2 separate regions of the Homo sapiens genome follow, and region 2 is linked to region 1. Evidence: chromatin contacts called from ENCODE Hi-C or POLR2A ChIA-PET data. All regions are on one chromosome and are shown on one strand. The core of a region is the stretch at or near the end of the contact, and the rest is flanking DNA. Distances in the headings are between cores, read along the strand shown. Region 1 has its middle 25 kb from the start of LINC02660. Region 2 has its middle 18 kb from the start of AKR1E2.

Region 1 (3,371 bases), core at 407-2,906:
ATCATTTCATCGAGAGAACCGAATGTAATTTGTGCAGCATTTTAAAAGAAAGATTTCTTACCATCTAGTTGCTTTCAAAGTTAGTGTGGCCTAATTTTATTATCTTTATCAAACTAACATTTGTTTACAATCTTTCTTAATTATTTGCCATTTAGCTTTTTAGGGCTTTGTTCCCCCCCATGCAGACACAGAGTGGCATTTGAGTGACGTTGACTTTTGTAGTTCTATTAAAGGAGGCTCCCAGGACTGCAGGCAGGTTCCAACTGCCTCACCAGCACTGCTGCTCCATTCCCTGGAAGGTCCTTGAGCTGGACCTGCCAGGCTGACGATCTATAGTCAGAAATAAGTCACTTTTATGGGATTCGAATGCAGCTTGAAGTAATCCTGACTCCAAAATTCTTCCTTCTTTGCTTGTCTGTGACCAGCATTATATGGATGAGAAACGGGACTCACTGGCAAGGAGACTGCGTAGTTGCTGGAGTTATACCTCCCTACTTCTCCTCACTTAACACACATCCACCTAGCAAAGCACTCTCCCTCAGATGCAAAGCCAAAGCGGCAGCAAGCCCCATTCCCTAGACACTCAAGAGCTGTTCTCTGTGCTGCAGCTGAAGCTGGCTTCAGACCCCTTGGGCGGGCTCCCAGGCAACCTACAGTGCAATGACAGCGTCCATCGCCCCCTCTCCTGCAGAAGGCCACGTTACCATCTTGACCATTTTTCGCATCATCAGTGCTAACCTCCTAACCAAACTTTCTAGCCCGTAGGCCAAAGCTGCACCCCTTAGTTAAAACACAGTTAAACTCCAACTAACCTAAAAAGAGTATTCTATTTGTTTAACATCAGGGAGCACTAATATAGCAAATATATCAGGTAGCCATACACCCAAGGTCTGGGGGCTCCTGGGAGCTTCACCCCCGCTGCAACAAGAACAGAGCCCGATCTTTTCCATCACTTGTTTATTATTATTATTATTATTATTATTATTATTATTATTATTATTATTATTATTATTTTGTAAAGGGGGCTGTGGGCGCTCCACTCCAGCTGCGCGGGAAGAAGGAAGCAATGCTGACTTGACCTTCTGCAGCCGCGGAGGGGGAGATGGATGCTGTCCTGGTGCTGTAGGCTGCCTGGGAGCCCCGCCCCGCGGATCTGAAGAGCCCTCCTCCCCTCGGGAGCTGTTTAGGCAGCTTCGGGTAGAGATGGAGGCCTAATCGTTTTCATTATCTTCTGCATATCCACTCTTTATTTTCTGAAATGCTTACGAATTTTTTTCTTTCATATTTATCACCTTAGAATTTGGTAGCAGTATTTTGGAAAAATGTTAACGCCTGTCATTGTTCGGAAATTTCAAAGAACTTCTGACATTGCCTTTTTCTACTGATGACAGCAGTGCGGCCCCAAGCTGCCTGCCTTTGGGAGACAGAGGAGCCACACTTGTACATGCTTTGAAAGTGAGAAACTTACAGAAACCTAGAAAAAGGATTTTGGACCTCAGGATCTGAATGGTTCTTGGAGTTCTTTGCAGATGAGGTAATGTTTTGGTTAACTCATAGGTCAGACCTGCTGTCCTTAGCTAACTTGCCCGGGAGGTTTTTAACGGAAGGCCTGTGTTAGCACAAATCATATTTCCTGATGACGAGCAGAGACCTTGATCTGGTCTTAAAGAACGCGTTTTCCAACTTACCCTGGGACTTTTTTGAATTAGCCGGCCACATATACCAGGGTTCTCAGAGGATTTTTTCCCCCCTTTCTCTCTGTCTCTTTCTGGGTTTTTCCTATTACTAATTATACAGGCAAGAAGGTAATGATTTCTGGTGTTCTTTCCTTTAAACCTCTACTTTGAGATCAGCAGCCCGGGACACAGATAAATAGGTCAGTTATTACTGACGTCACAGGGAACTCCTGGCTCAGATTAACCGCGCAGAGATGGACGCCTGTGAGTGTGTGCAAGGGGTGATGAAACATAAAGTACAGTCAGTTCATTTAACAACAAATTCCAGCAACAGATGATAGATAAAAATAGATCCTGAAGGATCTATGTAGATCTAAATAGATGATCCATGAGCCACATAATTAGGGAATAAAAGGACTCCAGTCTTTACCAGCGAATGTAAAATTGGGTAGGCAGACTCAGACCCTTACTTATCAGTGGATTCCAGCCCTAATTCCAGGAGGCCTCACCTCACCTTGGGGGCTTCTCTTTTCCTTAACCTAACTGGTTAAGCCAGGAAAGCTGTGAAATACCTTAGTTACTTGGTGAAGAGCCATTATTACCAGATTATTATCACATTCTCAAAAAGCTTTGCTGTGAGCTGGGCAGGTGCGGCGGCTCACACTTGTAATCCCAGCACTTTGGGAAGCCAAAGTGGGCTTGGGGCCAGGAGTTCAAGACTCAGCCCAGCCAACATGTGGAAACCGCATCTCTACTAAAAATACAGAAAATTAGCCGGGCATCGTGGTTCATGCCTTGTAGTCCCAGCTACTTGGGAGGCTGAAGCACGAGAATCGCTTGAACCTGGGAGATGGAGGCTGCAGTGAGGTGAGATGAGGCCACTGCACCCCAGCCTGGGAGACAGAGCGAGACTCTGTCTCAAAACAAAGAAAAAAAAAACTTTGCTGTGTTTCACATTTTAAAAATTTTATTTTCCATAGTCTCCGGTTCCCAGACATTTCCTGAGACTCCTGTTCATTCAAGAGAGGTGGAGAAAGCCATAAATGAGAACAAACCCGTCCTTCTCACTAAGGGGAATTTCCTGGCAAAACGGAGCCTGGCACGTCAGTGTCTGGGGTTAGTTACTATCACCGCTGCTCTGGGACTGAGTCACAGCTTCCTCCAAGGCTTAGGGTGCCCCAGACACAAACTAGTTTTCTAAAACTTCTCAAGGCATTCCGTTCCTCCTTCGTTCCAGCCCCTCATGTTATTAACTCACCTAATTCATCACATGGGCATTGTGTACAAAGGCACTCTGCTACTCACTGAGGATACACATTGTTCTTAACCTCAGGGGACATTCCTCAAGGAATTAACCAAATCAGGAGATCCTTACCTGCAGGGGTCAGACAGGGAGCTGAGGACAGCCCCCGGAGGACAAGGTCCTGAAGGCCTGGTTTGTAGCTTCTGTGCTGTGCTTATCATTGGGCCTGGCACATTGATCTCTCCATAAACTCGTGTAACTTAAATGAATGATTGAGTCAGAGCACAGGGCAGAGAGCTGTTTTGGAGGCCACTTATCTTCATGTCATAGTTACCCAGACATAAGACCAGAGGCGTTCCCTTTGGTCTCATATATACATATATGTATTGTATTTTTCCCTAAAATTATTCCTTTGTATTATTTTTGCAATTATAAATGTATATTTGCAATCT
Region 2 (3,691 bases), core at 331-2,830, 920 kb after region 1:
CTGCAGCTTTACAGTGAGCCTTGAGCCAGGTAGCGTGAGCCCTCCAATTATGTTCTCCCTTTTTCAGTGTGGTTTGGGTTATTCTTTTGAATTTTTACTAAATTTTAGAAGCACTGTGTCAACTCTTATTTTAAAAATCACGTGTCATGTTGATTCAAATTGCATTAATTCTATAAATTAATTTGGGGAGAAATGACAATATCACTTGAGTCTTCCAGATCATGACTAGAGAACATCTTCATGTCTTTTTAGGTGGTCTTTAATCAATGTTTCTTTCATACTTTTTTTTAAATTTTTTGACATACAGGTCATTCACAGAGTTTGTTACATTTATACATCATAATTATTTTAGGTTTTTGGTGCTATTAAAATGGCAGTCTTGAAATTTCAATTTCAAATTGTTCATTGCTAGCACATTAACATGCAACTGATATTTATTTATTTATTTATTTATTTATTTATTAGAGATGGGGGGGTCTCACTCCATCACCTAGGCTGGAGTGCAGTGGCACAATCATAGCTCACTGCAGCCTCAAACATGGAGGCTCAAGCAATCCTCCCACCTCATAGCTGGGATCACAGGCACAAACTAACATGCCCAGCTAATTTTCTTTTTTCGTAGACACAGGGTCTTGCTATGTTGGGCAGGTTCATCTGAAACTCCTGGCTTCAAGGGATCCTCCTCCCTCCACCTCCCAAAGTGCTGGGATTACACATATTAGCCACCGCACCCGGCCTGATTTTTTTTTTCTTTTTTTTTTTTTTGAGACGGAGTCTCACTCCATCACCAGGCCGGAGTGCAGTGGCGCGATCTCGGCTCACTGCAACCTCCGCTTCCCAGGTTCAAGCAATTCTCCTGCCTCAGCCTCCTGAGTAGCTGAGATTACAGGCGCGTGCCACCATGCCCAGCTAATTTTTCTATTTTTAGTAGAGACGGGGTTTCACCATCTTGGTCAGGCTGGTCTCAATCTAGTGACCTCGTGATCCACCCACCTCGGCCTCCCAAAGTGCTGGGATTACAGGCATGAGCCACCATGCCCGGGCCCCGGCCTGGTTTTTAAACATTGTTTTGCTAATATCATGTTTCAGTTCTAGTAGCCTCCTATGGATTCATTTGTATTTTCTTACACAATTACACTATCTGTAAATAGAAACAGTTTTTTTTTGTTTTGTTTTGTTTTTTTTTTTTTTACAATCTATGTGCTTTCATTTCTTTTTTCTTGTTCCTTATTGAGCTACCTACAACGACCAATAAAAATAGTAACAGGGGACATCCTTTTCTTGTTCCTGATTTTAGAAAGAAAGCATTCAATCTTTTACTAATAAATGACTTCATTTGTAGGTATTTTGTGGGTTTTTTTTTTTAGTTGAGGACTTTTTATTGTATTGAATGAATAAACATTGAATTATTTCAGGGTTTTATTTGCATCTCAAAAGATGATCATATGCTTTTCCTTCTTTAGTCTGTTAATATGGTTTATTAGCATTGATTAATTTTTGAATATTAAACCACCCTTTCATTTTCAGAATAAACCACACATGGTGATGACGTGATGCCATTTTTACATGCTGCTGGTTTCGCTTTGCAAACATTTTTAGAATAATTCACATCCTTTCTCATCCAGTGCCATTGTCTTCTGCCTGAAATATTTGCAATGCCACATTAGTCATTTCCTCCAATCTTATCCCCACTTGAATCCACTTGAGTCCCGGCACCATCCATCCAAAGTAGAATATCAATCATCCCTCTTTCTTAGCTTTCTAAAGACCCCTTTCATCTCTAAGTGTATAAATTCCTCAGCATATTAAAAATGGATCTCTAGCAAAAGCCTGCAGCTTCATCTCTTCTTTTTCCTGAAATATTGTGGTCTACAAAAGCTACATTTCTTGTCTTTCTGTGACTCTACTGTATTGCTCACACTATTTCTTTTCCTGGATTTTTTTTATACCATATTTATTATGAAGACATATTTTCATCATTTTTTATGTCTCCACTCAGGCACCCTCTCATTCTCCAAGAAAAGGCTATTTTCCTCTTTTGTGTATACCATAATGGGCAGTTCAGATACCTATTATATATGGGTATATATTCACATGCAAATATGTGAAAGTGAAGTTACCTATCTAAAGGTTGCCTTCCTTATAAGTCTAAGCTCCTGGAGAGCAATTCAGGTGGTATTACATTTATTTCTTTATTTATTTTTATTATTATTATTTTTTGAGATGAAGTCTCATGCTGTTGCCCAGGTTGGAGTGCAGTGGCATGATCTTGGCTCACTGCAACCTCCACCTCCCAGGTTCAAGCGATTTTACTGCCTCAGCCTCCCGAGTAGATAGGATTACAGGCATGCACCACCATGCCTGGCTAATTTTTGTATTTTTAGTAGAGACGGGGTTTCGCTATGTTGGCCAGGCTAGTCTTGAACTCCTAACCTCAGGTGATCCACCTGCTTCTGCCTCCCAACATGGTATTATATTTATATCCCTTGCTTCTAGCCCAGTGCCTGGCTCCATAATAAGTACCCGATAATGTTTGTTGAACTATTCTGGGTTAAATAGCACTGACATGGGTGGATTCTTGAGGAAAGATGTCACCATGATTTGTGTCTCATTAGCCAGCGTCCCTACAACTTTGTGGAGCACTGGCTGGAGCGAAGAGTGACTAGAAGTGAGATAATCCTCTTCTGCAGTTCTGCGTTCACTGTCTGTAATGCCCTTTGGACTCACAGACTACATCAAACTTACAATGAATGCAGAGAGTTCTTTACTACAAATATATCTATCTAAGCACAGACACAGCAAGTTTTCAATTCCAAAAGGCTCATAGAACTGTTGGTTCCATCCCTTTCCCAATGTGTAAACAGGTTTTCCATTGTGAGTTACACAGAGGAATTATAGCAGTGTCCGGTAAGACCGGGTGATCCAGGAATGGAAGACGGGATGAACAGACAGATGAAGGAACCTGAGAAACGGAGGCTTGGGATAGACCCAGGGTATCTTCTTTCCACCTTTGTTGGAGATCCTTGGTTAGGAGACCGTAGGACAAAAACTGTCGGGCTGTTCTCTGTCGTCAGCGCTGGGGCTTGAGAGCAACATCATGGGATATTTACTGTTCCTTCGCAGATACCATTCACAAATGGCCAGAGTCTTAATGGTGTTGTTTGGAGTAGAGAATTAATAGGGGCAAAGCTCTAATAGCCTCGAGGAAGCTACGGTTTTCTGCTGAGAAGTGTGTAAGGGTTGCTGCAGGACAACTCTGCAGCGGAAGCAGACAACCCAGTTGTTAGTTCCTGAGGAGAGAGGCCTGTCCTCCCACCTCTCCTTAAGGAGCCATTTCTCTCTGCTTCTCTACTCGCTGATGACATCCAAGCTCTTCTTTGTGCCAAGTTTTCCCTCTTTCAATGAAGCCTCGCCCTCAGCAAATAAACACAGTCCAATGCCCGTTAACAAAAAGGCAACAAAGCAAAACTAAAACAACAAGGGCAAAAGAAATCTAAACCCAAAACACAAGAAAGTATCGTCACTCTGACCTCATCTGGCTTTCATCCAATCTCTCCATTCACAGCCAAATTCTGTAGAGAAGAGTGCAGGGCCTACACATCCTGCCTCCTCACTTTTCATTTACTCTCGAATCTTACGCGATGAATCTTGCGTTCATGTGGGTCACACTGAAGCCGCTTGTGTGAATGTC

The links. A loop is a pair of places that touch in the nucleus more often than their neighbours do. ChIA-PET counts read pairs that join two places held with the same protein, here RNA polymerase II (POLR2A).
Region 2: a map with no recorded cell type shows a loop between it and region 1 (5-fold over the local background). The contact joins two enhancer-like sites. A Hi-C loop is called at or near these places in 2 of 37 single-sample maps with no recorded cell type. POLR2A ChIA-PET finds 5 or more read pairs at or near these places in 1 of 52 experiments (AG04450).

What each region holds. Positions count from the first base shown.
Region 1 is chr10:3,885,240-3,888,610 of GRCh38, forward strand. No RefSeq gene overlaps it. Among named protein-coding and RNA genes, the nearest start is that of LINC02660, 25 kb to the right of the region's middle. Within about 2 kb of position 1,657, at least 24 of the 41 ENCODE cell types and tissues checked have a DNase peak (open chromatin) inside an H3K27ac peak, as active enhancers do.
Region 2 is chr10:4,806,736-4,810,426 of GRCh38, forward strand. No RefSeq gene overlaps it. Among named protein-coding and RNA genes, the nearest start is that of AKR1E2, 18 kb to the right of the region's middle. Within about 2 kb of position 1,581, at least 3 of the 41 ENCODE cell types and tissues checked have a DNase peak (open chromatin) inside an H3K27ac peak, as active enhancers do.